Regions from separate parts of the Homo sapiens genome. Here region 2 is linked to region 1. A link is a loop called in an ENCODE intact Hi-C map of the cell type or tissue named here. Cell type or tissue: Calu3. All regions are shown on one strand. Links, peaks and the distances in the headings refer to the core of each region. The heading gives the core; the rest is flanking DNA.

Region 1 (15,660 bases), core at 4,386-12,385:
GAGTATTTTCATTTGTCTTGTAAAATGGTAGGGAAAAGCCGTCACCTTCACAGCCTCTGTGGGTGTGTGCGCACATGCAAAGTGACAGGCAGGTGGTGCTCCCAGCAGGTGTGAGGCCAGGATCAGCAGCATCCCCTGTAACCTCACAAAGTGCCTGTCTCTCAACGCCAGGCCAGTGTCTGTCCAGTTCTGTCATTCTTTGGGAGGCAGGTGCACCGGTGGCAGCCTTCACCTTTTCCCTACCACTCGTAACATGTGGAAAACCACTACTGCTCTTTGCAGCTCCTGGATAATAAGGAACCATTTTGTGAGTTGAAGGACAAGTGAAATAAAGAGAAGAGGCGCCGAGAGAGGTGGGAAGTGCTTCCTCACCTCAGGGGTGCATTTGAAAGCTGCCAGCTCTCAATTAACAGATCCACAGTTCAATTCCCAAGCCAGGTTTGTCTCTGTTCAGGTCAAGCAGAATTATTAGAAGTGTTAAGAAAAGTTGTTTTAAAGAGTCTCCAGCAAGAGGAATAGCTCCTTCCAAGGAAGCACCAGCCCTGATGGGTCAGGAGGCACCTGAGACATGCTGCTCCATTTTCAAAGCAGTGGGTGTTTTAAGGGGCCCCTTGAGTGTCCAGGCAGATATGCTTAATTAGTGAGGATTCTTTCTCCAGAGAATGAAGACTGTCTCCTGCCCCCTCTGGTGTCTGTGTGTTCCATGAGCCGCAGGACCCCCACACTATGGCACTGCACCCTCTGACCTGCTCCTTCCTCCTGTGCAGCCCTCACCAACCCACTTTCACGAGATTCTTCTCCTACCGGTCACCAGTCCTCTGCCTTCTCCCCGAGCCTCCACTCCCTCTCTTGTAATTGTAACAGGTCCATTGCCCGATGATGCACCAAGACAAGGGTTGCTGCAGAGACAGAGGTTGAATTATACGGCCCCACATTGAGGACAAAAGAGGAAACCTCCAATCCATCTCCAAGAGGAGTTTGGGACTAGGGTTCTTAAGGGTTTGGAAGTGGGCTGAAGTGTGGAGATCATTGATTGGTCAAAAAGTGCAGGGTGGGGTAGTGGGATGGGGAGATGAAGAAGCTGTATTCTCAGGCTGGTTCCGTCCTTCTGTGGGGGTCTTCAAACTGGCTGGCATTGGCTGTCTCACTGGCATTCAGGATCTGTCTGATCAATTCTTAAACAAAAGCCGTGCCACCCTAATGTCAGAGAGCATGTCTACAGGAGCGACTGGGATATGCATGGGCAGTATCTACTGATTTTTGCCTACAAAGAAGTGGGTCAAAGTGCAGGCTGATTAGTGTGTAATTACAGCTGTATTTCCACCCAGAATTCCTGTTAACTCTGTGAGAACAGCTCCACTGTCTGCACAGGATGAGGGGCTGGGAACTGGGTGCTGACACCTGGGGCTGGCCGTGGGGCCACTGCAGCAGGATGTGAGAGAGGTTAGGGGTCAGGGAGCCCCATTTTGAGGCCCATTTTGCCTGGGCCTTAGTTTTCTTAACATGCATTGAGCCAGCTTCTGCCGGCACCTGAGCCTCCTCGCTGGAGAAAAGCAATGAGGGTTCTCTGTCCCTGGGTGGGAGGCCCTGGCCAATCACCCAGATGAGATGTCCAGTGGGCCTGGAGCCCAGGGGCTTGAGCTGACGAGATGGAGATGGTGCAGCATCTCAGAGGCAGTGTTCTGCCTGGATCGGGGTGCTTTCTGGGGTGGGAGTGCGTGGGCACACACCCCAGATGCCCTGGTTGCTAGCTGTGCAACCCCAGCCTGGACACATGGCTTCCCTGCTGCAGTGTCCAGCAGAACAGAGGTCACAAGCGTGTGTGGCCTGCGGGCTGGTGGGAGGATAGAGTGCATGGATGCCAGGCACGGAACTGCTGTGCCTGAGCCCTCGCTATCATGCTCCCCTCCTTTCCAACCTCTCGGGCCCCTACCTGCCTTGGGTCCCAAGGGGCATTGCTCTATGTGTGGCAAGGGCATGTGGCAGAGTGTCTGGGCACACGAAGGATCTCCAAACATAACAAAGTGTGGATGCCCCTCCCTCACCTGAGTAGGAATTACTCCCTGCTTACTGGCCTGGTTTCCTTTCTTCTCCAGAAATAACTGAGGGATCCTTCCTGTTTTTCCTGTAACAGGAATAAAACCAAACACTTGCGTTTTGGGCTACAGGTTATCCTACACAATCTATACAAAGCTCTCAGACACATGACCTTCCTTATGAGACAACTAGGGAGCAAACTGAAGCATAAGTTAAGAACCATGGAGTCAGCTTTGTCAAGGTCACACAGATAAAACATGCCAAGGTCTCCAGGAAGGCAGAGAAACACAGTTCCATGGGCTTCCCCAGGCCAGACCACAAGCGGAGCTATGGCCAGGCCTTGTGACCAAGTCAACAGCCACCACTGCTGGGGTAATGCTGAGGTCGGAATGCAGAAGTTGGGGGCTGGGCAGAAATAGCTCCCGCAGGGTGTGGGCCACCAGCTATAGAGGAACGTTTTGTTTAGTAAACAATGAAAGGTAAACAAAAATATCCAAGAAAGAAAGAAAAATTGACAGCAATAGTGAAGGAATTCTGGAGGCTCAGATGAGAGGATTGCTTTACTGAATGGTTGAACTCAGCCAGGGACAAAGAACCATTGTTCACGGGACATTGCCAAGGTCCTGGTAAGAAACCAAGTAGGAAATGGAGAAGGAAGGACTCTCGGCCCAGGGACAGTGTCACCTCCCATCATGCTGGATGGCTGTGGGTGCAGCCGTGCCGGGGAGGAGGGGGAGCCCTTTCATCCTCAGCCCTGCCTGCTGGTTCAGCCTCACAGAGCATCAGGAATCCCCTAAGAAAGCTGTACCACGTGAGCTGCAGAGCGGCGAGAGGGCCGGCAGGTGCAGAGGCCTGGCCCTGATGTGCCTCGGCGCTGTGACCCAGGGTTAAAATTGCTCTACAGCCAAACTTCAGACTTTCCAAAAACCACATTTCAAAGCAGTGGCCATCAAGATCGAACCGCAAATCATCTGTTGCTCTGGTTCTTAATTATTTCAGGGAACTGAAGACACGAATAAAGGTCAACTAATGTCCTAGAAAGAGAGAGAGAGATTGCTTGCTCAATCAGCAAATTAATTCTTCCTCAATTCATAAACAGATAACAGGAATGAGTGTGTGTCTCCCGAGCCCTCACAGAAGGCCTGCCCCTGGCTGCCCCTGGCAGCTCCCTGGCCAGGAGCTGGAGCTGCTGGCTTCTCTCCCATGTGTGGGGAGGCAGCAGGGGGGTGGGGTTGAGGCAGGAGCAGCACTTATTTCAGACTCAAACACCACACACAGGGATTGTCGATGAAAACTGACACATGAAATAGGGCATCGGTGGGATCTGAGGTGTCAAGAGGCCTTCGAAGAGGGCGGCAGCTTCAGAGGGTGTCGCCCAACACACCCCCTGTGATGTCGAGTGACCACATGCAATTCCAGTGTTGACTGCAGAGGCTCGTCACCAGCCTGCCTCACGTTGTCATCTTTCCACCTGCTGGGCTGCAGGTCACGGGAAATCCCCATAATGGGGACACAATCTATGGGCACAATCACTATTTCAGATTCCAACTAGACGCTCGGATGCAGGCCAGTGCTCGGGTTCATGCAGCCACTGAGTGGTTGCATCGGGGGCTGCACGCAGGCTTTCTGCCCTGCTGCCCTCAGAGACTGCAGCCCTCTCCCTGCATGTTTGCTGAAGCCACTGCCAGCTCAGAATGTAGACATGGCCACGTCCAAGAGTGAGAAGAGCAGTGTTTTCTTCCAGCTGTCTTATTCAGAAGAAAACCTTTTCCAAAAGTCCCATCTGACTTTCTTGCAGCAACCTTTGGCTCAGGATGGGGCATCCTCCCATGACCTAGCCAGAAAAGCAGCTGAAAAAGTGAAGTCAGATGTTTTCAGCACATTGTGGGTGACGGAGAGACAACTTTAAGAAAGCAGGTAAGTGACAACAGATTCAGCCTCCTCTGTGCCTGGGCACCTCTGTTCCCTCTGCCCTTGCTGGCTGTCCACCCTGACATTTTCTATTCTTAGAAAACCCTACTGTATCTAGAGAGCTCACCACTTCCCCCTTGAACTTCCTGCAGGCTACCACATAGTCACTTGATTACATCTAGCTCCGTACAACATATTTCTCCAGCTTCCAGGTCCGTTCTTTGAACGTGAATGCCTTCATTTCAGAGATGTCATCTCTACCTCTGTGTGCTCCAACCTCACCTTCTCATGTTCCCATCTCGCCCCCACACAAAGCCCAGTCTATTCCACTCACAGGCTCTGCTCAGTAACTCTTTTTTTTTTTTTTTTTTTTTTTTTGAGATGGAGTCTCATTCTGTCACCCAGGTTGGAGTGCAGTTGTGCGATCTTTGCTCACTGCAACCTCCACCTCGCAGGTTCAAGCAATTCTCATGCCTCGCCCTCCCTAGTAGCTGGGATTACAGGTGCCAGCCACCACATCTGGCTAATTTTTGTATTTTTAACAGAGACGGGGTTTCACCATGTCGGCCAGGCTGGTCTTAAACTCCTGACCTCAGGTGATCCACCCCACCTTAGCCTCCCAAAGTGCTGGGATTACAGGCATGAGCCACCATGCCTGGCCTCTGCTCAGTCACTCTTGATGAATGAATGAGCAAGTGAACAATCAAATGGGTTCAAAGATAACCTACACAGTGCTCATACCCTTTAGGACCTTTGGCCTGCCCACGAAGGAAACAGATAACATGACCCTCATTAAGTCAACAGGGCTGTGAGTGCTCACTGGCTTGGATGCTGTGTCTGCTCAGGGAAGAAGGAAATGAGGACTGTTGTCCCTCAGTCACATGGGGCTGTTTTCAGGGTGTCCAGACCTCAGGTGTGACCCTCATGTTAGTTTATCTAGAAACTGTGGTTCTTAAAGTCCCTCATGAGACTGTAACAGTGGATCCGTGCCATTATACCTTCCACCAAACTGAAAGAATGCGCAGCACCAAGAGTGTGCTCTGATGTCAGCCATGGGCCTTGGGTGATGATGATGTCAGTGAAGACTCCTCACTTGTAAGAAATGTTCCACTGTGGTGAGGATGTTGCTGCTGGGGGAGGCTGTGCATGTACTGGGGCAGAGGGTATCCGGAAACTCTCTGTACCTTCCACTCAGTATTTCTGTGAACCTAAAACTGCTCGAAAAGTAAAGTCTATTAAGATAAATTAATTAATTTTAAAAATGTAAAATGTACCCTTGGCAGGGGGGAGGGCAGGAGGAACCCAGTGTGTGTGTCTGGTTCCCGTTGCTGCTTTCGCAGCAAGTCACATGGTGTAGTGGCTTACTACTGCAAACTCCCTGTCTGCAGTCCAGCAGATCAGGAGTCCAGCACAGCATGGGTCTCAGGTGCGTGCACACCACAGGTCTCTGCATCTCTTTCTGGAGATGCTAAGGGAGAGCCCACTCTGCTTGCCTTCCCCAGCTTCTAGAGGCCACCCTCCATCCTTAGACCCTGGCCCCTTCCTCCATCCTCAAAGCCAGCAAGGTCAGGGGGTCCTTCTCATGTTGTATCTCTGACCCTTCTATAGTGAGTGCTTGCAACTGTATGCTGACTTCGCATCCATGTTTATATGGTAAGTTTAGGCCAGGCACGGTGGCTTATACCTGTAATCCCAGCACTTTGGGAGGCCGAGGTGGGCAGATCACCTGAGGTCTCGAGTTTGAGACAAGCCTGGCCAACACGGCAAAATAAAAAATTTAAAAATAGCCAGGTGTGGTGGTACGTGCCTGTAGTCCCAGCTACTCATGAGGCTGAGGCAGGAGAATCACTTGGACCTGGGAGGTGGAGGTTGCAGTGAGCCGAGATGGGCCACTACACTCCAGTCTGGGTAACAGAGTGAGACTCCATCTCAAAAAAAAAAAAAATAGTAAGTTTAACTTTCTCATACAAGAAGCAGGGCTCTGTCACCCTTGACACAGTTCCCAATACTATACCCCACCCAATGGCTTCAGCCAGGGGCCAGAGATAAAATGTAGAGGCATCTCTCCTGCCTGCCATGCTGGACTCTTGCTTTCCCACACTTCTTTAAAAGGACCATTCAGACATTTGCCATTGAACTTAAAGGGACCACTTCTCATTCACAGTATGACCTCCTGGAACTTGTGCCTGCTTGCTCTGAACCCACCGATTAAAGCTCCCACAGGAAACCTGTTTGGATAATGCACTGTTTGGATAACGCACTGTTTGGATAACACACGGGGCCCAATAAAGGCGTTGGCCAAGAGGTCTCTTTTCTCTCTCCGCCTGCGCCCCTGATTTCCATGTACCATGTACTCCCTCAGATCTGTAAGTGCCAAAAACTCCTAAATCTTCACATTAGGGTTGTGTCATTGACACCATGCCCACGGTCCAACCTCTGAGGACTGGCGAGGTCCCAGAAGCCCCATGGACATGGACTCCCTGCTGGTGCTCTTTCGTCCAAGCCTCTCAGCAACTGGGACAGTAGTTACCAGCTAAATTGATAGAGTGTCATTCAAAACACCTTCCCCATTGCCTCTGAATACAGCTGGTAAGGATTCTCTTATTTTAAGGACTTATGTGATTAGATTGGGTTTACCCAGATAATCCATGGTAATCCCCATCCGTAACCATAATCCCATCTGCAAAGCCCCTTTTGCTACCTAAGGTGCATATTCATAGGTTCTTGGGATTAGTGGGGTTCCGTAGGCTGTCATTCTGCCCATCGTGTGTGAAAGATCCACCCCGGGAACTTGGTCTGTGGAGTCTCAGGCCGCACCTGCAGAGATTCAGACCCAGTGTGTCTGGGGCCAGGCCCAGGGACTGGCAGGTGTAACAAGTACCCAACCAGCTAGCGCAGGTGGCCTGAGGAGCTCACCCTTGAGAAGCACCAACTTGGATGCACACCAGGCTGCCACCCCCATGGCTCGCCCCGATGCCCCCAGGAGCCCCTGGAGACAGAAAAGAGGAATACTCATGCCCACTCTGAGGCTGGAGGCGGGCACTCAGGCTGAGAAGAGGGCGCCTTATTGACCAGGACAGAGACAGGGCTGGGGCTCCAGTCTTCAGGCACACAGTTGGGTGCGGCTGTGTGGCAGGGGGAGGGGGTGGTGGCCCCTCCCACAGCAACCCGCAGGCCTCAGCAGTAACTGAGCCCCCTCTGAACCTGCCACCCTGGACCTGCATGAGGCACCTTCCACAGGGCTCACCCCTCAGAGCTCCCCACCCACAGACCTCTGCTCCAGGAGAGAGATTCCATCTGCAGGGAGGGTGCTGGCACCGAGCCCTGCCAGAGCCACTTCCCTTGCAGGCGCGGCTGCGTGTGTGTCACCTGTGCTGTGTTCTGATCTAATTGTTTGTAATTACAAAGTAGCGGGATGTAAAATACTAATTGAAAATTGTTGGTGCTTCCCTTCTGGAGTCTGGAGAGAATGTGTGCCTGTCTGGTTACTAGGAAAAGGATTGTACTTTCTAGACCATTGATCTGCCGTCATTAAGGCTCAGATACAGCGCCCTATGAGTCAGCACGGGAACACTCTTTGCTGGATTCCTCTACCTGGGACTGCAGTCTCCTCCAGCTCTGCGAATGACAGAGCCGCCAGATTTGATGCAGTGTGCTGCCACCACTGCCCTATCAAGGGTTATTTATCTCATTTACTTTCAGAATGGGTGAGTTTAGTGAGCCTCACAATGGTCTCTGCATAGCACGGAATATGAAGAGACAGCCAGGCTGGGGTGCGTGGCATTGAGCTGCCACTGTGGGGAAGGGTGGCGGGAGGGGCAGCCAGCCCCATTGTCCCTCTTCCCCTCTCCACATACCCCACCAGTTCACTGCCCCAAGTGGCTGTGTTCTTACTGTACAGGGATTTCCCAGGACAAGGGGAGCCCAAAATGACAAATAGGCAGCCTCCACCCTGTCAGGACCTTGGGATGCGATGGATACAGATTCCTGAGGAAGGCATTGCCTGTCAAACTCAATAAAGGTCCGCACCTCCCCAAACCCTCACCTCTGGCCCTACTCCTGGGAGCACATGCCCCGCACAGCTCCACTGCATCTGTGCAGGGTGCCTGCAGGCCTGGCCTCCCAGATCAGCACCAGCAGGTGGCTGTAGTGTCCTAGGGGCAGTCACACCGTCACACAGAGAGACACCCACAGAGGCCCCTGCAAAGGGTGACACAGGAGACACACACAATCCTCCAGGCTCCCTTCCCCTTTCTGCCGTCTTCATGCAGATGAGCTCCGTGAACACGCTCTGAATTTTACATGAATACAAAATGAATTTATGTAGCATTCTGCCACTGGGATTTGGGGCTTTATCTGTTACAGCACCTCGCATTACCTGAACAAGTACATACCTCCAGCCAGAAAGCAAGCTCCATGGGGCAAACGCAGTTCCCTCTCCTACCACACCCTCCCTACCTGCAGCACCGGGAACAGCAGGTTTCAGCAAATAGTTTTTGGATGAATGAATGAATGAGTGAACAAATGAATGAATGAATCTGTGTGCCTAGAGACCTTCCCATGCCCTGACTTTGCCTACTCACCATCTCTTCAGCACAGGCGCCCCCAGGGGTGCAGAAAGGCTGGACGCATCCTCTGGGAGCGGTGGCCGCACTGCCTGGCTTTACCTGTCAGTCTCTCCCCAGTGCCCGTGAGCGCGGCACGGCAGGGACCCTGGGATCTCCTTTACCGTGTGTTCCCAGCTCTCGCCAGGATGCTTGTGGTACAGCAGGCGCTCAACAAACATGTGTTCTGTGACTGAATGCATAAACCAATATTTGTGAGCACTTTGAGTCCACAAAGCACTTTCACACACAAGGCCCTGCGCACTCCAGCTCCGTTTGACTCCTGGCTTCAGAGTGAGGGTTATGGTAACAAGGACAGCATTATCTGGATCTGCTGGTTCTTGAGTTATACATAGCAAGTACTAAGAGAGCAGTTTTTTTTTAAGATGTGAAAAAAATATCATTTTAGTTAATCTTTTTAGTTCCTAAGTTCAGATACTAAGGTTGTTGCCCAGGAGAGTGAAGGGCTAGTTGCAGTATAATCCATTTGATCTTCACAGTAATCTCTGAGGCATTAACATCCTCATGATAAATCCCAATTTCGGTTCAGAAAGGTTGAGTGATGGCGGACTGTACCGCATGGGAATGGCAAGGCCAGGCCTGCAGTGCAGCCACAGAGCTCTCTCTCCCTTTATGCTCCCTTCAGAAACCCAAGGGGCTACCTAAGAATAGCAACAGCGTGGCCTGGATTTTCTGAGAAGCCCCAATTTTAAATAGGTTTTCCACTCTGCCTGTAAGTGCACTAGAACATACACAGTTCTCTCTTGGAGAACACGGTCCCCATTCTTCCAATGCACAGCTCAAGCAGACATGGCCAGCCTTGCAACTGCTCACTCAGACTCTGCCTGCTGTGAATTGAGCCCTGAAACCATCACACTGCCGTGCCCCTCCCCAGACCCCCCATCCCCTGCCTGCCAAGCTTATTCTCTTACTCCCATCCCCACCATTGCCCTCCCACCCCCTAGGAAGCAAGCGGCCAGCTAGGCAAGTCCTTCCTATTTCTTTGGCCTCTGAGGCTTCAGGGATCCCAGTGAGTGGAGTAAGTTCAGGGAGGGCTGCAAACCAGAGGGACAGGGCCCCCAAATCACAGCCAGGGAGTCGCCTCACAAAACACCACTTGAAATAATTGGCTTCCGTGCCTGCGGAAATGTAGGTCAGTGCCTCAATGCGACAGCAAAAAAGCATGACCATCCAAGAGAAAGACAGAAGGGGAGTAATTACAAAATATAGATTAAACAACCATCAGATAACAAACCGAATAATAAGCATCAACACACGAGATGAAGGAAAACAGTTAAACCAACGGATTGTAGCTGGTTCCCGCGCTTGTCAAGAGGCCCCCTTCCCCTTTACGGCAAATGCAACTCCAGTCCCAGAACGAGCTTTCTCTTCTCTCAGCTCCATACTTGGAGCAGTCCCAGTAGGGGCTGTTCTTTGTCCCAGAAGAAATCAGAGCCTGGTCCTGCTGCGGGTTTTTGAGGCTTAGAAGGAGTTTTTGGATCCTGGAATAAGGGGACCTTTGGGGATGCATGGGGAGTGCAGAGAGCTCCACGCTTTGCACTGAAGTTAGCCCTGGAGAGCGTTCTACATGAGATCCTCCAAAGACTGTGTCAAAAACCCTGGTTTAAATGGAGTTGTCCTAATACCTTTACAGCTTCGCCCCTTCTGTTGGCAATTTTACCACCAGAAGGGGAGGTATCTGGAAGCTCGGGTAATAGAGACATCTCTTGACCAGGTGCCAGGACACCTTGGCCTGCACTTGGTTCTGTTAGTCGGGTATTAACCTACTGTGTGACCTTAGGCAAATTAATTAACCTCTCTGAGCCTCTGTGTCTTTGTCGGTAAGATGAGAGTCTCAGGAGATGATCTATAATGCATTGCTCTTCCTAACATGGAGCCGGGCAGGCTTCCTGTCTGCTGAGTGAGTGGGGCCTGTCTTGATTAAAGCCAGCAGAAGAAAGGGCGCCTTCCCCAGGCCCACCCAGCAGGTTCAGGGACTCACCGAGCCATGTGGGGCCAGTGCATCACCAGAGCTTTCCCCAGGTCCAGTGCGGGGCTCCTGCTCTCCTCAGGGCATTCCTCCACTTGAAGCAGAAGTTGCCGGCCCTTGTGGCCATGTCCCTCAGCTTCCTCCAGGGAACAGGAGGCCCAGGGTGTTGGAGTGCCCCCACTCCCCTGCCCTGAGCTCCCAAGCTCCTGCAGGCCTGGTGCAGTGAGGAGGCTGCCTGGCCCAAAGATGCCCCGAGACAAATCCCAGCCTCCACGATTGCTAGCCTGCCTGGGGCTTTGAGCACACCACCTCCCATTCAAACCCTCGGTTTCCTTACAGGGAGAGCAGGCTTCATAGCAACAGTTCACAGTGTTAAGAAACACGGACTACACCCAACTCATGTGGGTGTTCAAAAGTGATGAGTACTTTTAACACCACAGTTCTCACAGCTAATGCATGGCAGGCCCGAAACCAGGCTCCAGGAGTCCTATGAGACCCCTATTCTTCCGACGGCAACGTGTTGCTTCTGGAAAGAAACAGCACCTGCTCCTCCTGCCCCTTAGACACTGCTAAGCAGAGGAACTGAGCAGAAGTCCATGCTGGCTAAAGGGCAGTGACTTAGACCTTGAGAACAGCAGAAGGAGGGCACTAAACAGGGGCAGAATCCCTGAGCTCCAATCTCAGCCCCACAGTGGGGCAGCTCTGCTGGGTAACGTGGCAGGACTCTCCGCCCTTCTGCCCCTCCTATCCTGTTCTCATCATCAAGCAAGGATCGGGGAGCTTCGGCATCCATAACTTCACAGATACATTGCGAGGACCTGTCAGGAAAGGCTTTAAGAATATACAAACACTGGTCCAATGAAAACATTTGTAGTAGTAAGGGGCTTTTCAAACTTTGTGTTAGGATGACGATCACAAAAGATGATGGATGTGAAGGCATTTCGTGGATGTTAAAATACCGGGCAAATGCCAGGACCCTTCTTATTAGGAAGGCTGGACGGGCTGCTCCAGAGCTGAGAGAGGACCTGCTTAAGGTCTCATGGCTTGCCGATGGACACAGGACACCGAGCCTTCCTTCCCCTGGGCACTCTCCCCCAGTCTGCATGAGCCGACGGACACAGGACACCGAGCCTTCCTTCCCCTGGGCACTCTCCCCCAGTCTGCATGATGGGGTATCATGCTGAGGGAGGATAGCCATGGGCAGGCTCCCAGCTGGGTTTGTTTGCCTGACGAAAACCCTTCTGTTACAATCCCACTTATCGAAGCAGCTTCCATTTGTCAGAAAGAGCAACTTTGCATAATAAATTACACAGGTGTAATCAAATATTTCCATAGATTTAATTAGGTTTAATTTGTTGTCCTCAAGACGGTTCCCCTCCTTCCCAGCAGAGGTGGCCGCCCCTCCTGCTGCTCCCCTTTTGTCTCTTGTGCCGGAAACAGCCCCTAAAGCAGCCTCTAAGACAAGCCCATGGCAGGGCCTGCCCTGAGACCACCACGGCCTGATTAGACATAGTTGGGTATTTGGCTGGAGGGTGGGCGTGATGACCCTGGATGCTGTAAGGGCTTCACACTCTTAGGCTCTATGTCAGTATGGGCAGAGTGTTTACCCAGTTCTTTCTAATAGCTGCAAAGTGTGCTATTCTATGGATATAACACAATGATTTATCTCTATTAAGGGAACGGATCTGTGTGGAAACTCAGCCACTTACTAACTTGGACAAGTTGCTTTATTCTTAAGTCTCCATTAACTCTTCTGTAAAAAGGAGAAGATAACACGTGCTTTGCAGACCTCACAGGACAGCTGTCAGGCCTGTTATAGCTCATGTAAGCTGCCAAAACAAAATACAATAAACTGGGTAGAACAACAGAAATTTTATTTCTCACAGTTCTGGAGGCTGGGGAGTCCGAGATCAAGGCACTGGTATATTCAGTGTCTGGTGCAGGCCCACGTCCCGATTCACAAGCAGCCGTCTTCTCGCTGTGTCCTCAGGTGGTAGAAAGGGCACGAGGGCTCTCTCAGGCCTCTTTCATAAGGACACTCATCCCACCCATGAGGGCTGTGCCTCATGCCTCATCATTCCGAAAGGCCCCACCTTCTAAGACCACCACTTTGGGCATTAGTTTTAACATAGGAATTTGGGGGGACACCAACGTTCAGCCTACAGCAATGGCCATTTCCCCAGATTGAGTGATTGCCACGTGGCAGGAAAGCTCCATACCACATAAGAGCTCCACACTCATGACTTCATTTCATCCTAGAGCAACGCTACAAAACAGGAACGATGATCCCCACCTGCAGGTGAAGAAACCAAGACTTAGAGAGCTGACTTCGCATTTCCAAGGCTGCATTGCTGGTAGGTGACATGGCTGGGCCAGTAACAGGCCCAAGAGCACCACGGTGTGTGAAAGCCATTGAAAGTGGAAAAGCTCCACCAGACACACCTCTGCGGGGTAAGGGACAGCACAGAGGGTGCCCCAGCGGGGGCCAGGGCCACACTGAGCCACGTGCGGATGCCTTATTTTGCTCTGAATGGAGCGGAAGCCCAGTTTGCTGGAAGATCAGCAGGAAGGGGCTAGACCCACCCTCTAGCAACCAGGCCCACCTGCTTGGCCCCAGCTCCCCAGCCAGTGCTGTGCCTTCAGCAGTGACTTCACTACTGTCTTGACCTTGCTGCTGTTACTACAGTTTTGTTTCCTGGCTGTACCCCCAATGCACAGCTCACTGCATAACACAAGGTAGATATCTGATACATGCATGTTGTATGGAATTAAATTTCCTCTAATTTAAAGAAGCCAGTCAATGGGTGTGAATAGGGAGAGGGTTTCATGGGTGGGAAGCAGACAAAGCAGGAGAAAGAGGCAGTGAGGACCCCTCCCACCACGGGCTCCTCGTATTTCTGGACTGTGAACTCTAAGGAGGTGGCCAGCGGGGGGCCATGGCGAGAGGCAGGCAGAGTGTCCCATTATGGGCACGTGACAAGTCACAAGCTAGGATGCAGAAAAGCAGGTTTCTCCCACTCCCAGAGAGCGGCATCAGCCATCCTCATGCTCCTCACAGCCTGTGCACTTGTCACACTGGGAGGGCCCCCTCCTTGGCCTTCCTGCAGCATGCACCATGTTGGGGCTGGTGTGGGCAGGAACCTGGGACCAAATCCAGCCTACCACCCGCGTCTGTAAAGAAAGTGTTATGGGAACACAAGGCCACAATGAACAGAGCCAAGCCCACGCTTTTAGCGACTGTCTATGGAAGGTTTGCTACAATGCCTGCATTTAGTAGTTGTGAGAGATACCATATGGCCCACAAAGTCTGAAATATTTGCTCTCTGACCCTTTCCAGGAGAAGTCTGCTGATGCTGGCCTCGAGAGAAGGTCGGGGACTCCATTCTCCACCACAAGCAGCTCCATCCCCTTCCTGCCTCCTCTGCCCCCATCCCCAGTCTTAGAACAAGGGCAGCTCCCAGCAGGGTCATATTCAAGATATTTAAGAACTGGTGTGACGCGTGCCACCACTCACAGCAGAAACCTCAGACCTGGAGCAGAAAGGGTGCTGAGTCCGCAGGTTGGCCCTTTGACTCCAGTAAACTCAGGGGCCATCAGGAGGCCAAGGAAGGCCAGGGCAGCGTGGACTACAGGGAGATGGGCACTGGGGAGACTCAGGGCAGTCTGCCAAACAGCACAGCCACAGTGGGGCCTGTCAACACCCCACCAGGCATACACGAGAACTGAGAAGAGGAATGGGGGCAAGAAGCCTGTCTGCAAGCCCAGCCGCCAGGTCTCTTTCCTCCCTTGACCACAGTGAATAGAGCAGGAGAGGGTGAGGCTTGGGTTCCAGCCCTTTCCGGGTCAGGTTCCCAGCTGAGCTGGGCATAGAGCTGCCTGGCACATCCCAGACCTGCTCAGCCTCCCTGGCAGCTGCCTGGCCTGGGCCGCCTGAGGCAGCCTCATCTCCCCATGCTGGGGAGGACGGATAAGAGCCGGCCAGAGGGAAAACTGCCCAGGGTGCCTCTCAGCACGTTCTGGCCATGGTCTGCAGAATAATCTTTTTTAAAAATAAATCCAGCTGGAGTCTCAGCTGAAAACAGCTTCCTCAAAATGGCAGGATAAATTGGACACTTTATTTCAGTGGTAAAACAGCTAGGCTGCTGAACGGCTGGGGAAAGGGCTCATTTCAGCAACTTCATTTCAGGCTGGAGTCTCAGGCTCATCCGGGGTGGGCAGGGGCCTCTCCCACCGTGCCTCTGCGTGGAGGGGTGAGAGGGTGCGGGCAGGACCCCGACCAATCATGCTGGACGCCCCGGGTGGTCAGATCAGTCCTGGAACGATCATCACTTCTCAGATTTTTCGCAGTGGTCCGAGTTCCCCAAAGCACAGCCTCTGGTCAGTCCTGAGGGAGCGCAAGCTGTGTCTGCTTGCTTGAAGATCGTTTCATCTGAAGGCCGGACCTCTGGATGCTGTTTTGATCCAAGAGAAAGACTCTCAAATCAAATAAATGAATCCTGAAATTGAATACCGATTTAGAATAAAAATGAGTGAGGCAATATTTCTCCTGGAGTGAGTCTTCCGTGGGTGTCCGCCTGAGGAAGAGAAGTGTCTGCGCCTTAAAGGTGAGCAGATCTTTACTAGTCCACGGCTGCAGAACTCACAGGGCCCTTCTCCAAACTCTGACTTGTTTAGCCCTCACTACAACCCCGAGAGAGACACGATTCTCTTTTCTCCATTTAACAGTTAGAAAAACAGAGGATGCAAAGACTTACATACCTTTGCTCAAACTACAGAGCTGCAAATGGAACCAAGTCCTCTCATTCAAAATGCCACGTGGACTGTGCATGTTCCCCCAACCAGAAAGGAACGGTTCTCTCCGGTTAGTCTAAGTGTCTTTTGAAACTGAACCAATAGACAGACAGCATGGCACTGTGGATGAAGCATGAACTGGAGAAACTGGAATCTCTGTTATCCATCTGCCTCTTGCCCTGGAAGGTTCTGGAAGGATTCTACAGACTTGAGTTGACATATGTTCATTCTGCACCCATTCCTATCCAATTTCCTTAACGCTGAATCCTGTAGTGCACACCAGACGGTCATTTAAGGGAAGGACCTCATACCCTGACCTGCTCAGCC
Region 2 (15,660 bases), core at 4,105-12,104, 320 kb after region 1:
GTTGGGGAGGCAGAGAACTGAACCATGCCGAAGAGCGCACACTAGAAAATTAACCCCAGGCCCCATCTTTCCTGGGCAGTGATGGCTGCCTCAGACTTGAGACACCTGCTTCTCAGCTGGGGTGGGAATTGGGCATCCCTTTCTTTTCTGTGGGACTAAATACCCCCTAGTGGAGGAAAGCTGAGATTCCTTTCTGTTTGTGGTGATAGGAGGTGCATGCTTTCTGTTTGTGGTGACAGGAGGTGCATGCTTTCTGTTTGTGGTGATGGGAGGTGCATGCTTTCTGTTTGTGGTGATGGGAGGTGCATGCTTTCCGTTTGTGGTGATAGGAGGTGCATGCTTTCTGTTTGTGGTGATAGGAGGTGCATGATTTCGCACTCTCCCCAGCCCCAGGATGCTCTGGTTCCAGATCCAGAGACTGGGTGAAAGGGGCAGGGAGCCGGGAAAGACAGGGACAAGGAGCTGGTGCATCCACACTCGACACTCACACGTGGTGACAAAGAACCTGGGTCCTGCCTGCAGTGTGGGAGAAGCTTTGAGGGCCCTGCCTTTTCACAGGGAGGTTGCAGTGGCACATTTTTCTCCACTCCAAGCAATGGAAAGACATTCTCTCACCCTGGCTCATTGTGTCCCTCCTCATCCACCCCTGGTGTCTGGGGTTTATTTTCAGTTGGAAGGACTGGCCAGTTGGGCATCCCACTTCATTCTCTGGCCCCTGAGGGTCCTTCTCCGCTTTCTTCTGGTGTGGGTTACTAACCTGGAATTGCTGCGGTGGAGATGCACAGAGCCATGCTGCTCCAGTCTGTTTACCGCACCACTGTGGCAGTCCCCCGTCCACTGCGGCAGTCCCCCTGTCCACGCGGCAGTCCCCTTGTCCCCCTACCGGGTCCATATGGACACGGAGAGCTTCCAGCCACACGGGGCTTTTACTGACCACAATGCCCTAGAATAGCAAGGCTTTCTGGGTGCCAAAGAGGAAACAAATTTGTGGTAAGAATAATGCATATGGAAGTATTTAGGGCCAGGCTCGGTGGCTCACGCCTGTAATCTCAGCACTTTAAGAAACCGAGGCAGGTGGATCACGAGGTCAGGAGATCGAGACCATCCTGGCCAACATGGTGAAACCCTGTCTCTACTAAAAATACAAAAATTAGCTGGGTGTGGTGGCGCATGCCTGTAATCCCAGCTACTCGGGAGGCTAAGGCAGGAGAATCGCTTGAACCCAGGAGGCGGAGGTTGGAGTGAGCCAAGATTGCGGCACGGCACTCCAGCCTGGCGATAGAGCAAGACTCCATCTCAAAAAAAAAATTGTATTTAGACAATGCAAATTTATGGACGGTGGGAAATTCACTGTGAAGCTGATGAAGCTGAAGCTTCTGGGCTCCTAACCTGTGAAACCTGTATGTGGCCCCCTCCTTTTTTTTTTTTTCCTTTATTAGACAGGGTCTTGCTCTGTCACTCAGGCTGGAGTACAGTGGCACAATCATAGCTCACTGCAGCCTCAAACTCCTGGGTTCAAGCCATGACCTCCCACCTCAGTCTCCTGAGTAGCTAGGACTGCAGGTGTGCACCAACACACCCAGCTAGTTTTTACATTTTTTATAGAGATGGGGTCTTGCTATGTTGCCAGGGCTGGCCTCAAACTCCTGGGCTCAAGCGATACTCCCGCCTAGGCCTCTCAAAGCACTGAGATTACAGGCCTGGCCTGTATGGACCCCTTCTTTCTAAGACCCTGGGAAAAAATCTTAGCAATGTGCTCATGTGCTTATGTTTTTGTAAAATTGACAAAAGGGAAATGCATTCCTGTCATTTACCCAGAAGAGAGGCAGACCAGAAATATTAGGTGTTCAGCACCACAGACTCCCAGACACAATCTTAAATACCTTAAAGGTCCTGGGAAGAGTTGTGCTTTAGACCTTCAGCCTGCCACCCGTGTACGTCTAAGAAAGCCCTTTATTCTCTGGAGGGCTCACTATGTTCGTTTATGAAAGAGGTTAATAACGCTTTGCTTGATATGCTCTGTTCTGAGCCCTTTATTCTTCCTCTTGATTCACCAACCATGCTATGAGGTAGGAGCTTTTATGATCTCCAATATACATGGGGAAACAAGCTGAAGAGAGTTGTGGTAATTTTGCTTAAAGCCGAAAGCGACCCAGTGACCCAGCAGTCCCATAGATAGTTTTTTGGATAAACATAGAAATTGACCTTCTGGTGTTAAAGCTTGAACCTTATATTTGTTTTATCTGAGTTCCTTCCTCAGAGACCTTCAGGCCTCTCAAAACAGGTATCAAAGAACTGGAACTCACCAGATCACTACATCCAGACGAGATGCCAGACCCCTCATTCATCACAATTGCTTCCGTGCCCCTTCCTAGTTCCTGCTTTCTTAACACATTGGTACATTTCTTCCCTGGTATACGACTCCCTAGTTTTAGTCCCTCAGGGAGATGGATTTGAGACTGAGCTCCCATCTCCGCGGCTGCAGCAGCCGATTAAAGCTTCTTCCTCTCAATACTTGTCATCTCAGTCATCGGCTTTCTGTGCGGTGAGCAGCAGGACCTAGACTGAACCCCTGGCATTTCGGTAACAAAGCCACACAATTAGTCAGTGGCAGAGCAGGCAATCACATCTAGATGTAGGAGTCTGGATCCGGGGCCCAAACTGCGGCTGCTGCCAGCACTGGTAGTTGCTGTTTTCCTCAAGTCAATTTCACGCTAGGATTTCTTGACTGTCTCCTCTGTGCAAGAACCCCTCATAAAAACCGAGAGATTGATACATGGAAAATGCTTTGGAGGAATCTTAGTGTTTTTAAAGTAAAAGTATCATTGGATCAGCACTAAAGTAAAAAAGGCATTTCTAATTTATCAAATCTATAAAGGAGGAAGAGAAAATTTTAAGATCCTGTAAATATTCTTGTGTGTGTGTGTGTGTGTGGGTATACAGTTAGATTTTCCTCACAACTGTAATAATTGGAGGCAGTTTGAGGAATTATTAGGATTAAAACCACGTGGAAATCCAATTCTGACCTAAGTCATTGTGTTATGACCGCAAGGCCTCTCATGCCTCAGAGCACGTGGTGTATGCCTTTGTCCTTGCCGCCTCCTACTGAAATTGTGTCTCCTGTTTCCCAGCCCCCAGTCCATTAGGTCTGTCCAGCGAAGTTGTATTTGGTTACCTGCATGTGTTCTGCACCTATACAGCCCCTGACACACAGGCTTTTCCTTAAGACATTTGTTGCTCTGGTTTTCTTGCTTTTATTTATTAAACAGACAAATGAACAATGATATAAATTAGCTCAAAGTTCACGACGTTCTTGCTACGTTCGTCAAATCCCTTGCCAGGGTACTGGGGAACTGAAATCTCTAAATAACTGAGAGTGATACTGAGAAATGCACTTTTAATATGATTTCACCAAAATCTTATGAAGGGGACACATAGGAAGACATTAACATAGCATTTGTTTTTGCTTTGAGTCAAAATAGAAGCCTCTCAGGCCTGGAATGCCAGGAAGCAGCCTGACTACTAGCAAGGTCTTCAAGTTCCACAGCAGACAGGTCTGCATTTGCTAACACTTGTCTTTCCTTCCACCTTCCACATCCAGCGTGAATTGCCACATTCCTTGACTATTTCAAGAACCCATTGACTGGTATGTCTTCTGTCTTGCCTCACTCATATTCATCCCACATGTGCATTCCAGAGTGCTCTTATGAATGAATCAATCTCCTATCTTCCGCATTAAAAACCTTCCATGGCTCTCCACTGCTTACCAAATAAAGCCCCACCCTTGGCTTTCATAACTCTCCATCCGGATTCAACTTCTATTTTCCTTCTGTCTCATGCCAACCCCAAACCACAATTAAACCAAAGTGTAAACAGCTTTTACATAAATCCTGTACTTTTCCTGCTCCTGGTTCCTTCCTGTCTGAAATTGACTTTCTTGATTCTAATTAGACGTTTTCATAAAATCTTTTCTTCTTTTCTTCAGAGACAAGGGTCTCACTCTGTCACCAAGGCTGGAGTGCAGCGGTATGACTGTAGCTCACTGCAGCCTCAAATTCCTGGGCTCACGCAATCCTCCCACCTTAGACTCCCAAGTAGTTAGGACTTCTGGTGTGAGCCACCATGCCTGACCACATTCTCATAAAAGCTTAATTTGAATCCCTTCCTCCCTCATCACTTTTATAGGTTGTCGCCTTCTCAGCTTTATACAGATCTATATCATTGCCTTGCAATACAGCTCTTAGCTCCTCTTAAATAAGGCCTTGGGCGGCAGGAATACATTTTAAACTTTGTAGTGTGCCCACACCCTGTCCTCCTGCAGCACCCAAAACTTCCTTCATTCAAAAAAGACAGTATTTGTTGTTGTTACAGACACATATTCTCTTCTCTCTAAACATTGGCTTGTAGTTAATGTCTTGCGTATTCTTTTCAATAGGGATGAGGGGATGGAGTAACATAGTAAGTTATAACAGAGCTCCCCTGGCTGGGCACAGTGGCTCACACTTGTAATCCCAGCACTTTGGGAGGCCGAGGTGGGCAGATCACTTGAGGCTAGGAGTTTGAGACCAGCCTGGCCAACATGGTGAAACCCTGTCTCTACTAAAAATACAAAAAGTAGCCGGACGTGGTGGCTTGCGCCTGTAGTCCCGGCTACTTGTGAGGCTGAGGCAGGAGAATCGCTTGAACCCCAGAGGAAGAAGTTGCAGTGAGCTGAGATTGTGCCACTGCACTCCTGCCTGGGCGACAGAGCGAGACTCTGTCTCAAAAACAACAAAAAACAGCAAACAAACAAACAAAACAAGGTCTCCTGAAGTCCCATCTGTGAATCTCACTTTAATTCTACTTTCATACATCATAAACAATGCTTAGTTTGCAAAGTTATTAATAATTTAAGGAGCCTGCTTTTTAAAAGCCAAATTGGACGAGAGTTTTATTATTCCAAAATCCAGTTAAGTGTTTAATCAAATACAATTAAACATTTAAAATAAAAATCAACTATAGTAGAACCAGAGGTGGTGAAGGATAGATTTTATCAATGTGATTAAAAATATTTAAAAGGAGGAACAGCTTCAGAAAAGGAAACAAAAACACAAAAAAAATATTCAAAGTGTTTATCAGGAAAAGAAACACTGAATAGCACTCCTAGACCACAGGCTTCTTAACATGAAACCCAACGAATATTCAAAATTCAAAAGTCTCAGCCCTTGATATTGAGGCAGTCCAGAAGTAGAAATACACCCTAAATCACAGCTTAGGAGTAAGTTTCCAAATATCCATTTTATCATGATTTACATTCAGAGGTGTGCTATCCAGAGAAACCTTCTGCATCTGTAGCTGTGGCACAGAGAACGACACAGACAGGAGGGCATTCCTCCATTTCCCCTTCCCACACCTTTGCTCTAGAATCAGGAAGAGCATCAGTGAAAGTCCCCAGGCCCCTAGAGGAGGGATCCAGTGAACTAGTAAAATGCAGACTAATCAAGATAAAGTGGATCCAAGAAAGGACTTTCATGGTTTGACGGTGAATCTTCACTGGTCACCCTTCTGGCATTAGGAAAACAAGGTAGTATGTGTTCTTCTGATGTTTCTCATCAGTCCAGCTCTTCCGGTTCCACTGGGGATTCTGCCCCAGTCCAAGACCCGATGCTGGTGCCAACACACAGGGTGCAGGTCCTGCCCTAGAGGAGCTCAGCCCTTGGGTCTAATCCATGATTCCTTTGGAATAGAGCGGCCCACATGGCACCACTCAACACTGACTGCAGTCGCACTGAACACCAGGCCAGAACAAGTGTGGGTTCTACTCCTGAAGCAGGCTTCTAGAGATCAGTATCCTCATCACTTCATTGCTACCTGTAAGAGGGAGGAAGGAGGAAGAATTTCACAGCAGCAAAGTCTGAGAGTTTAGTAAAGCTCTGACCAGGCTGCTCCAGGCCTAGTTCAGAGTAGCTGCAGATTTAAACTACAATCATTGCTTTTAGCCTGGGAGAGATGAGATTATCAGAGACTTCTCTACAAAGTACTGAAAAATGTCAGGAAATAATACTTTTTTAAAAACTTCTTCTGATGGTAAAAATGCTTATATAAAGTTTAAAAAGGCAGAATAAAAACAGTATATACAGGATAATTCTAATTAAAATTAAAAATGTACCAACAAAGGCAGAGTAAAATGCCTAAAAGGAGATGTACCAAAATAACATTCTGGATGTAGAAACATGAGTGATTTTTTTTCTTTTACTTTTCTTTTGAGACAGTCTTGCTGTCGCCCAGGCTGGAGTGCAGTGGTGTGATCTTGGCTCACTGCAACCTCCGCCCCCCAGGTTCAAGCAATTCTCTTGCCTCAGCCTCCTGAGTAGCTGGGACCACAAGCATGTGCCACCAGGCCCCACCAGGCCCGGCTAATTTTTTGTATTGTTTTTAGATGGAGTCTCACTGTCACCCAGGCTGGAGTGCGATGGTGCAATCTCAGCTCACTGCAACCTCCACCTCCTGGGTTCAAGCGATCTTCCTGCCTCAGCCTCTCGAGTAGCTGGGATTCCAGGCATGCACCACCACGCCCAGCTAACTTTTTATAATTTTAGACAGTCGGGGCTTCACCGGGTTGGCCAAGCTGGTCTCGAACTCCTGGCCTCACGCGATCCACCCGCCTCAGCCTCCCAAAGTGCGGCGATTATAGACATAAGCTACCGCACCCAGCCTACTTTTCCTAATTTTATAAGGTTTCAACAATAAATACACATTTCTTTGGTAATCAGAAAACTGACTTACAAAAGAATGAAAACATTTTCCCTGAAAGGAGGGTATCAATTATTTGCTTCATTTTTAGCAGTGGCCTTTAATGCAAAAAGAAATATAAACCCCCTCGAGGAATCAGTAGTCACATCGTCTCAAATAAAGCATAAACTGTAGATTTATCCAACAGTAAAGTCCATGATGAAACAAAGTGATACAGTGATGAGTGCCCCAATTCTTCTGTAAGTGGGTGATGGTGTGGCCTACAATAAATGTTTTCCTGCTTATTATTGCAGGGTGGAGAGAGAGTTAGAATGAAGGCGAAGTTTCCTACGCACATAAAGCTCAGTGAGAAAGCAATTCCAAGAGTAATGGAAGGAAAACGACTCTCGGGAATTCAGTTTGAACACTGGCGACTGAGCCCATAAACATCTTTCTGGAATGAGGTTTGCAGAAGAAAGCAGCGGTCTAACCTGTGGTAGCCTGTGACTCTGACATTAACACCAGAGCGGTGGGTCTCAAAGTGTGGTTCTCAGACAAGCTGTGGCAGCCTCACTTGAAGACTTGTTGCAGATACAAATTCCCAGGCCCACACTAGACCCTCTGGAGCAGAAGCTCTGGGGTTGAGGCCCGCAATCTGCGCTCCCATGCCCTCCAGGCGATTCCAGCACAGGCTGAGGTTTGAGAAGGGTGCTGTGAAAGGGGCAGGGAAGCCCCATTATATAATGTTTCCAGCAAGGCAGCCTCACGTTGCTTCACCGAAGTCACTCAAAGAAGCCTCTGCCCCTCCTGCTTTTCCAAGAGTCGTGTCATTTCAAGACTTCCGCACTGGCTGTAGAGAGTGGAGACAGCCAGGCTCCGAGCCCGACCCCAACGGCTTCCATGTTTCCTCGATAGAATGTCTGTGACTACCAAGAAGATACCCATATAGTGATGGTTTATTTTATTGAAAAATACACTAGTAATATTGAGACAGGTATCTTTTAGGCCATCTGGCTGATAATCAATATAGAGCTACTGATGACCATACTGGCTCACATTTGCCTTGTCCATCACTGTTCTTGGATCCCTGAGAACCACGTACTCGATAACCTTAGAGAAAAGCCCCGGCTGTGGTTTTCAACATGCTTTCTCATCCATTATCTCAGTTCACCCTTCTCGCAGATCTCCAGAGGAAAAGGGCAGCAGCAGAGCGATCTGAGGCCCCCCGAAAGGGACGAAGCTGCGGCTCTGGACTCCAGGCCCCTGCCAGAACAGCTCTGCGGAACGGGAGGGAGGAGGAAGCCTCGAGACAGACAGGGCTTGACTGCACCCTGAGGCCCAGGAGGCATGGGGACAGAGAGTGGGGAAAGCAGCGATCCCGCCCCCGTTCTGAAGGGAAGAGAATAACCTCTGGCAATTTTTACCTTCTAGAATCTGGTGGACCCTGGAGTCCCGCACGTACTGCTGAACAGCGTAATCCTTCAGGTAGCCGTAGCCCCCGTGCATCTGCAAGGCCTGGTTGCAGATCTGCAGGGAGACAGGGACTAGACGTCTTGGACTCTGGGAAGACTGTGGAGCAAGCAGCTTCCCTTCCTACCCCAGCCCACGATCTGGCAGCCCGCCATAAACCCATGAAAGAACCACAAACAGCCAAGCTCAAAGAGGGCCTCCACATTCTGTATGGTTAGAGACAAGGGAAGTTCACCTACTAAACTTGTCAGTTCCCCCCAGACAGGCGACTCAAAGCCCTCTGCCCCTCTCCCTTATTACCTGCCAGGCAGAAGCTGCCCACAGCCACCCTGGCTGGGATGATAAAAAGCTATGGTTCCCCCTAGTGGCAATGCAGCCTGACAATGTAAACATGGCAGAGTGCTAAATTGGGGCTGCTGTGAACCTTCCAAAGGTGGTTTCTCGCCTAGAACACAACCAAACAACAGTGACATAATGAAGTGTATAATGGCATGCAGCAGGCCTAAAAGCCAGCGATGAGAGCTCCCACATAGGCCGCTCATGAGTTCATTTATATCCTTAAGCTTAAGGTGATCCTTGTGGGATTCCAGGAGGGCTGGGTTCCAAATCTGACTCATGTCTCTCAAGACCCCTGGGCCTAGCAGCTGTTCCCTGTCCATCCCAGGAGAGCCAGAGGAATCACTTACGGCAAAGCATTCATCTGTAGCAAAGAGCTTGGCCATGGAGCACAAGGCCACTGCATCCTTCCTCTCCTCCTGCAGAGCCACTGCTGCATTGCGGACCATCAGCCGCGCGGCCACCAGCCTTGTTGCCATATCAGCCAGTGTGAATTGCAAGTACTGCAGCACAGGGAGCAGAGAACCAGACAAGACTGAGGGGCTTAGACCAGCACCTGGTGCAGGAGCCTCGGTAAGACATCTCGGAGGCGCCTTTTCTAAGTGATCCAAAGCTTCAAAGTCTCTTGCTTTTTCTATAGAGGAAATTTATTGCTTTTAAGTGCTAAGTCCACTTCACTCACCCGACACTTTAATATCGTTAAAGATATCCCAAGAAAAGATGGACAGAAATAAAGCACAAGCTCTGGCTAGGACAGTGGTGGGACTGACAGAGGAATTTCCTGGCTTCTCTCCTGGAAATGTGGGCCCTAGAGCAGGTCCCGGGCTGCAAATAGTGCAAAGCCATGTGGAGGCAAGGCAGAGGTTACCTGGTTACTGGCCAGAGGCTCTCCAAACTGCTTCCGGACATTGAGGTGGTCTCGGGTGAGGATGACAGAGGCGTGGGCAGCCCCCAGGGAGCAGGAAGCTAGAGGGGAAGAGCGCCGACGTTCCAACCAAGCTGGAAAACAGCAGTGCCTGTCCCGGACCGCTACCTCCCTGCCACACCCCTGCGTATCTCACCAATATTGATCCTCCCTCCGTTCAGTCCTCTCACGGCAATGAGGAAGCCCTGCCCCTCGCTCCCAATTCTGTTGGCCACAGGGACAGCACAGTCTTCGAAGATCACAGCTCGTGTTGGCTGGGAGTTCCACCCCACCTGGCAAAAATCAGGGACTGCGTGGTTGCCCAACAATCCAGCAGGTAGGGCGGCCTTCCCTGGGGACGGGAGCCTGTGAGGTATGGGTTTCAGCACCCAAGACTTAGACCCACAAGAACTTAAAATGAGGAAAAAGAAAAAGTTCAGGTTTAAAGGCCTGTCAGCACTCAGAAAGATACCTGTTTCAGCTAAACATTTTCTAACTTATTAAGAGAATCTACTAATGTCTACTCTACCTGACTAACCTACAAACACTTCTCACAACTTCTTTTAGGATTGTGACACCAACTGCCCCCAATTTCAGTGCCTCTAATTGAAAACCACAAACTATCTACAATCTCCCAGTTCCTCTCTGGCTCTGAAAATAGACTGCCTTTACATCATTTCCTTGCTCTCTTTTGTTGATAGGATAAACTCCATTTCTAAGCCTTTTACTGAAGGTCTTCCTGCCCAGGAGTTAGCATGGGCTTCACACACAGTAGAAGCCTAGGAAATGGTTGCTGTGTTACCAAAGAGAAGGGGATGCTAAAATGCATAATGCCTTACAGTTACAGAGGATCAGGAAGGATCCTGTAGGAAAATACAGAAACCCGAGGAGCTGTGAGAAAGAGGTACACTTAGGGGTCATTTCATTACCTGCCTTCTCTCACAAAGTCCCCCCATAACAGTACAAACTAGAGAGAGATGACTGCTTTGAGCATCTGGTCTAAAAAATCTGAATGGGTCTTGAGCCCTTATTACCAATTACGGTTACATGATCACAAGTCTCCTGTTCATGCCCTGGCCATGGCGGCTCTTAATCCTAGAAGTATCTTACTTTTCAAATTACTTACAGTACCTAAGTGTCCTTCTTGGGTTGCTGAAATACCCACAATCATCTCCAATGAGTTTTACTTTATTTTTAATCAAAGAAGCAAAAGGGACCACACGCCTTCCATTACTGAGACTTGTGGCCAACACCAGGTCTTCTCTAAGCGTCTCTTCCTGGAGCAACAAAGTGCACCAACGTAAGCAGCTGGATAAGGAACACAGGCCAAAAGCAGAGGCAGGAGAGGTCAGAACACTCACAGGTGGCTTGAAGAATTTACTGGCAAACATTGTCACTTTCCCCAGAGGCCTAGTGTTTAATAATGCCCTGTTGTATTTCATATGCTCCTGTTGAAAATCCTAATAGAAGCAACTGCTTCAAAGGTAGGTTAGCAAGTATGCAAACCTGTTTTCTGAAATAGAGCAGGAGTTGGGCTGGCAGGTGGCAGAGTCTCATAACCTGAATTGTTTCCTGTCCAACAGCCACTCACCTTTTTCTCCTTCTTGCCAAAGCTGAGGCCAGGGGTCCCCTTCTCAACAACTATGCATGAGATGCCCTTGGGGCCTGGTCCTCCTGTTCGGCACATGACCACATAGATGTCTGACTCACCAGCACCACTGATGAAGGCCTGTGGGGGTAAAAGGGGTGCAAAAGGACCAGGGAATGCTTGAGTTCTCACAGCGTCTGGGAACACCACTGGGTCCTCCTGACAATAAGGTCCAATGGCACAGAGACTGACAATAAGGTCCAATGGCACAGAGACTGACAATAAGGTCCAATGGCACAGAGACTGACAATAAGGTCCAATGGCACAGAGACTGACAATAAGGTCCAATGGCACAGAGACTGACAATAAGGTCCAATGGCACAGAGACTGAGGTGAGGTAAAAGGTCGCTGCAGTGACTGCAGATCAGAGAGGCAGTCCAAGAGAGTATAAAAAGGATAGACAAAAGTCAACGAAATGATCTGGAATCAGATTAGGAGAGATACAAACAGTGAGAATAAAGAAAGAGAAATGGGTCAGAGGTTCTCTTCCCAACACATAAAAATCCTATGGGAGTATTAACCCGCGGATGTGAAGGAACCAGAGGATGTCAGGAGGAAGCTGGGAACAATCTCCAAAGTGCTCTGGGAGGACGCACGCTAGTACCTTGGAGCCATTGAGGATGTAATGATCTCCCTGTTTCTTAGCGGAGGTCAGAAGAGAGGCAGCATCACTCCCACTTCCTGAGGAGGGATCAAAAGGCAGCAGAGAGAAGGTGAGAAAGTCAGTGAGGTCGAGGGAGCCCAGCACAATTCTATCTTCTAGGAAATCTTCTCTAAACAGACCCTGCTCAGAGTGTGTCACTGCAAAACCCAAGTGGCCAAAGGAACTCTCTGTACTTGGTGGAAACTGCTCATACCAGTCAGGCCACTGCCTACCTCCCAACACACCAGATAGGCTTCTTGGTCCTTGTGACATCAGGTCACAGGACTCTATTACTCCTCAACCAAACAGCTAGATAAACAGTGGCTCGACATGTCAAGAGGCTGGAAGGAGTGCTCGGTAATGCCATCTGAGCAGGAAGCATCTCTCCCTGCTATATCTCAGTGCAGTGTGGCAAATTCACCTGGTTCAGTGAGGCAGTAGGAAGCAAACTTCTCCATGGTACAGAGCGGTGGGCAAAATTTGTGCCTCTGTTCCTCATTTCCGAAGCTATCAATCATCCAGGCACACATGCTGATAGGTACACCAAGAAGAAAAGACAATGACAGAAATAAAGATGGAAAAGAAAAAAAAATGGGGGAGAAGGGGAAAGAGAACAAAGGGCAGGGCAGTGGAGTAAAGCAGAAGAGTGGGAAGGGGAGAGTCACAATTGGGAAGACTCTTTAAAGGCAAACGGTGGATTAAAACATATTCCTGGAATAAGGACTACCCAGAGATAACCAGGCTGAGGTACTTCTCACCAGCACGTTTGTACTACTTCTAGTTAGGTTACACGAGCCTCTAAAAATCAGAGTTATATGTGCTTTCTATTAGTAGTTTCTATTACTTCCTCAAATCACTGGCAGTTCCATCTTTGGATTGAGGAAAAGGGTGAGAGGGGCCGGGTGCGGTGGCTCACATCTGTAATCCCAGCACTATGGGAGGCCGAGGCAGGCAGAACACAAGGTCAGGAGTTTGAGACCAGCCTGACTAACATGGTGAAACCCCATCTCTACTAAATATGAAAAAAAATTAGCCAGGTGTGGTGGCACGTGCCTGTAATCCCAGCTACTCAGGAGGCTGAGGCAGGAGAATCACTTGAACCGGGGAGACGGAGGTTGCAGTGAGCCGAGGTCATGCCACTGCACCCTAGCCTGGGCAACAGAGCGAGACTCTGTCTTAAAAATAAATAAATAAATAAAAGGGTGAGAGGACCCTGATCACTCTATTGGAGAAGTCTCCTGGTACCAGCTCAAAATAAGATTTCTGAGAAAGCTGGCTGACCTGATTCCCTAAGCAATACACAGGATGACAGAATCAAGTCCAACAGGCAGCAACAGACCTAGCGTGTACTTATTTTATTTATTTATTTTTTTTGAGATGGAGTCTCGCTCTGTCGCCCAGGCTGGAGTGCAGTGGTCCATCTCGGCTCACTGCAAGCTCCGCCTCCCGGGTTCACACCATCCTCCTGCCTCAGCCTCCCGAGTAGCTGGGACTACAGGCGCCAGCCACCACACCCGGCTAATTTTTTGTATTTTTAGCAGGGACGGGGTTTCACCACGTTGGCCAGGCTGGTCTCAAACTCCTGACCTCGTGATCTGCCTGCCTTGGCCTCCCAAAGTGCTGGGATTACAGGCACGAGCCACTGCGCCCGGCCCCTAGAGTGTACTTTTAAGTCCAGTTCCTTGAGGACACTCAGCTTCAAAAGATCAATCTTTTTCCTACGAATCTGAACTCTCACAGTCAGCCCGAGTGAGCACTTCATTGTGCCTTCCAAGCTTGGGCACTCACTTGTGGATGCTTATATAGGCTGTGGTGCTGGTGCAGCCTGTAGCCAAGGCTTCAAAAATGACAGAGGTATCAAGACGTGACAGCCCAGACCCGCCCACATCTGTTTGTATGTAGACCCCTCCGAAGCCTAGCTGGGCTGCCTTCCGCATCACATCCACTGGGAACAGCTCCTATGTACAAAAGAGAGCAGGGTGATCAGCAGCTGATTCAGAGACGGCCTTCCTTTTAGAGGGCACAGTGAGGGATTAGGAGGCTTGCACATGCGACAGCGTATGAATTCTCTTAATATGCCTGTTTGTCATCTTACAGTGGTTATCAGTTAACATGGGTCCTGTAAAAACTTGTTCTGGCATTAAGAAGTTTCTTTTTATTATCTATAGAACTGCCTTAGTTTTATATCCAAATCTTTATTCAACTAACAAAAAAAAAGTTATGTACAAGATGATCAGGATGCCTTCTAGGAAAAATCATCCACTACCGGTATTCTCACTTGCAGTAAGAGTTGGTAAGTGGAGGAGACATTTAACAATTACATTATCAGGAGACAAAGATAAAGGTCTGCCTGAGACATCTGTTGTTAGAACGTCTAAGCACAAGAAAAACGCCTACCTTCTGGTCCCACTCTGCCATATTTGGAGCCATCTCTCGGGCAGCAAAGTCAAAGGCCACTTTTTGAAATTCTTTCTGCTCTTCATTAAGTCCCATGGAAGCTGTGGGCAGGATTGCATATACTGTTCTAGGACAGGGTCAGTGTTGCCAACAAGGTGTTGCCAACAAGAAGCACCACGAAGTTGTGAAAGTGGATCTACTGTAGTATTTCCCATACACGGTATAGCCTTTAACAGCTAGAGAATGGCAGCTTCTGTCGTTATTCCACTTGTCATATGGAGAAAGGACAGTTCTAGCACACATCCAGATCAACCTAGAACAGGATAGGGGACTTCCAGACATCTCTTATCCTAGCACTTAGTAAAATGCAGTTGTAGACCTAGAGGTTGAGGCCACAGTGCTAGAACTTTGGTCATTATAACTGACACTGAAGAGCACTATGGGCTGGGCGTGATGGTTCACGCCTATAATCCCAGCACTTCAGGAGGCCGAGGCGGGCAGATCACCTGAGGTCAGGAGCTCAAGACCAGCCTGACCAACATGGAAAAACCCCGCCTCTACTAAAAATACAAAAATTAGCTGGGTGTGGTGGCGCATGCCTGTAATCCCAGCTACTTTGGGAGGGTGAGACAGGAGAATCGCTTGAACCCAGGAGGCAGAGGTTGCAGTGAGCTGAGATTGTGCCATTGCACTCTAGCCTGGGTGACAGAGCAAGACTCTGTTTCAAAAGAAGAAAAAAAGAAAAAAGAGCACTATGGGAAGACTATGGCGCCACACTTGGCAATAATTTACTTCAGTGCCTACAAGCGATGCAGTCCTCACAGAAGAACACAAGGGCAGGTGCCAGAGTCTGTTCCTTGGGGCAAATCTGGGCATCAGTAATGGCTGGCTATGCGAGCCTGGAGAGGGCACTGCTTTCTGTGATCAGTACTCTCATTAAAATGGGAAAGTCAGAAATGAAGAGTTCTGAGGATTAACGATTAGGCTGCCTTGAGAAACTCAGAGCAGAAACCTATGTTGGGTATTACCCTCAGGAACAGAGTTAGGGATAAACAATTCATGGTTCTCTGACTGGGGTCAGGCCATTTATTCACACAATTTTGTACAAGGGTTGCTGTTACTGTAGACCATGGCTCAAAGATCATTTCCAAAAGAATGTTTATTGGGTGTTTACTAGGTAGCAGTGCTGGGGTTACAAAAATAAATATGATCCAGCCAGGCGCAGTGGCTCATGCCTGTAATCCCAGACTTTGGGGAGGCCAAGGCAGGTGGATCACTTGAGGTCAGGAGTTCAAGTCCAGCTTGTCCAACATGGTGAAACCCCGTCTCTACTAAAAATATAAAAATTAGCTGGGCATGGTGGCATGTGCTGTAATCCCAGCTACTTGGGAGGCTGAGGCACAAGAATTGCTTGAACCCGTGGGGCAGAGGTTGCGGTGAGTTGAGATCGCACCACTGTACTCCAGCCTGGGCAACAGAAAGAGACTCCATCTCAAAAAAATAAATAAATAAGATCCATTCACACAAAGGATGACTATTTCAATCCTAGCA

The links. A loop is a pair of places that touch in the nucleus more often than their neighbours do. Peaks named below come from ENCODE experiments on the same cell type or tissue, not always from the same donor. Only the 100,000 strongest peaks of a DNase experiment are listed, where the experiment ranks them.
Region 2: it touches region 1 in a loop (4-fold over the local background); 3 of 110 quality-filtered maps call a loop at or near these places.

The regions. Positions count from the first base shown.
Region 1 is chr11:134,572,012-134,587,671 of GRCh38, reverse strand. No RefSeq gene overlaps it. Among named protein-coding and RNA genes, the nearest start is that of LINC02706, 130 kb to the left of the region's middle. RefSeq lists enhancers at 1,556-1,725, 1,752-2,396, 2,397-3,041, 11,211-11,711, 11,712-12,212 and 2 more. In Calu3, for the core only: no CTCF peak of the experiment used is centred there; a DNase peak (open chromatin) is centred at 8,061.
Region 2 is chr11:134,255,098-134,270,757 of GRCh38, reverse strand. It overlaps ACAD8 (acyl-CoA dehydrogenase family member 8), which reads right to left. Exons shown (of 11, transcript NM_014384.3): 2 at 14,110-14,210; 3 at 13,501-13,670; 4 at 12,134-12,243; 5 at 11,674-11,750; 6 at 11,013-11,150; 7 at 9,579-9,714; 8 at 9,386-9,483; 9 at 8,868-9,020; 10 at 8,136-8,238; 11 at 4,903-5,850. The coding sequence ends at 5,798. Among named protein-coding and RNA genes, the nearest start is that of ACAD8, 9.4 kb to the right of the region's middle. RefSeq lists silencers at 8,576-8,625, 10,128-10,177. In Calu3, for the core only: a CTCF peak has its summit at 8,557 (motif pointing left); a DNase peak (open chromatin) is centred at 8,517.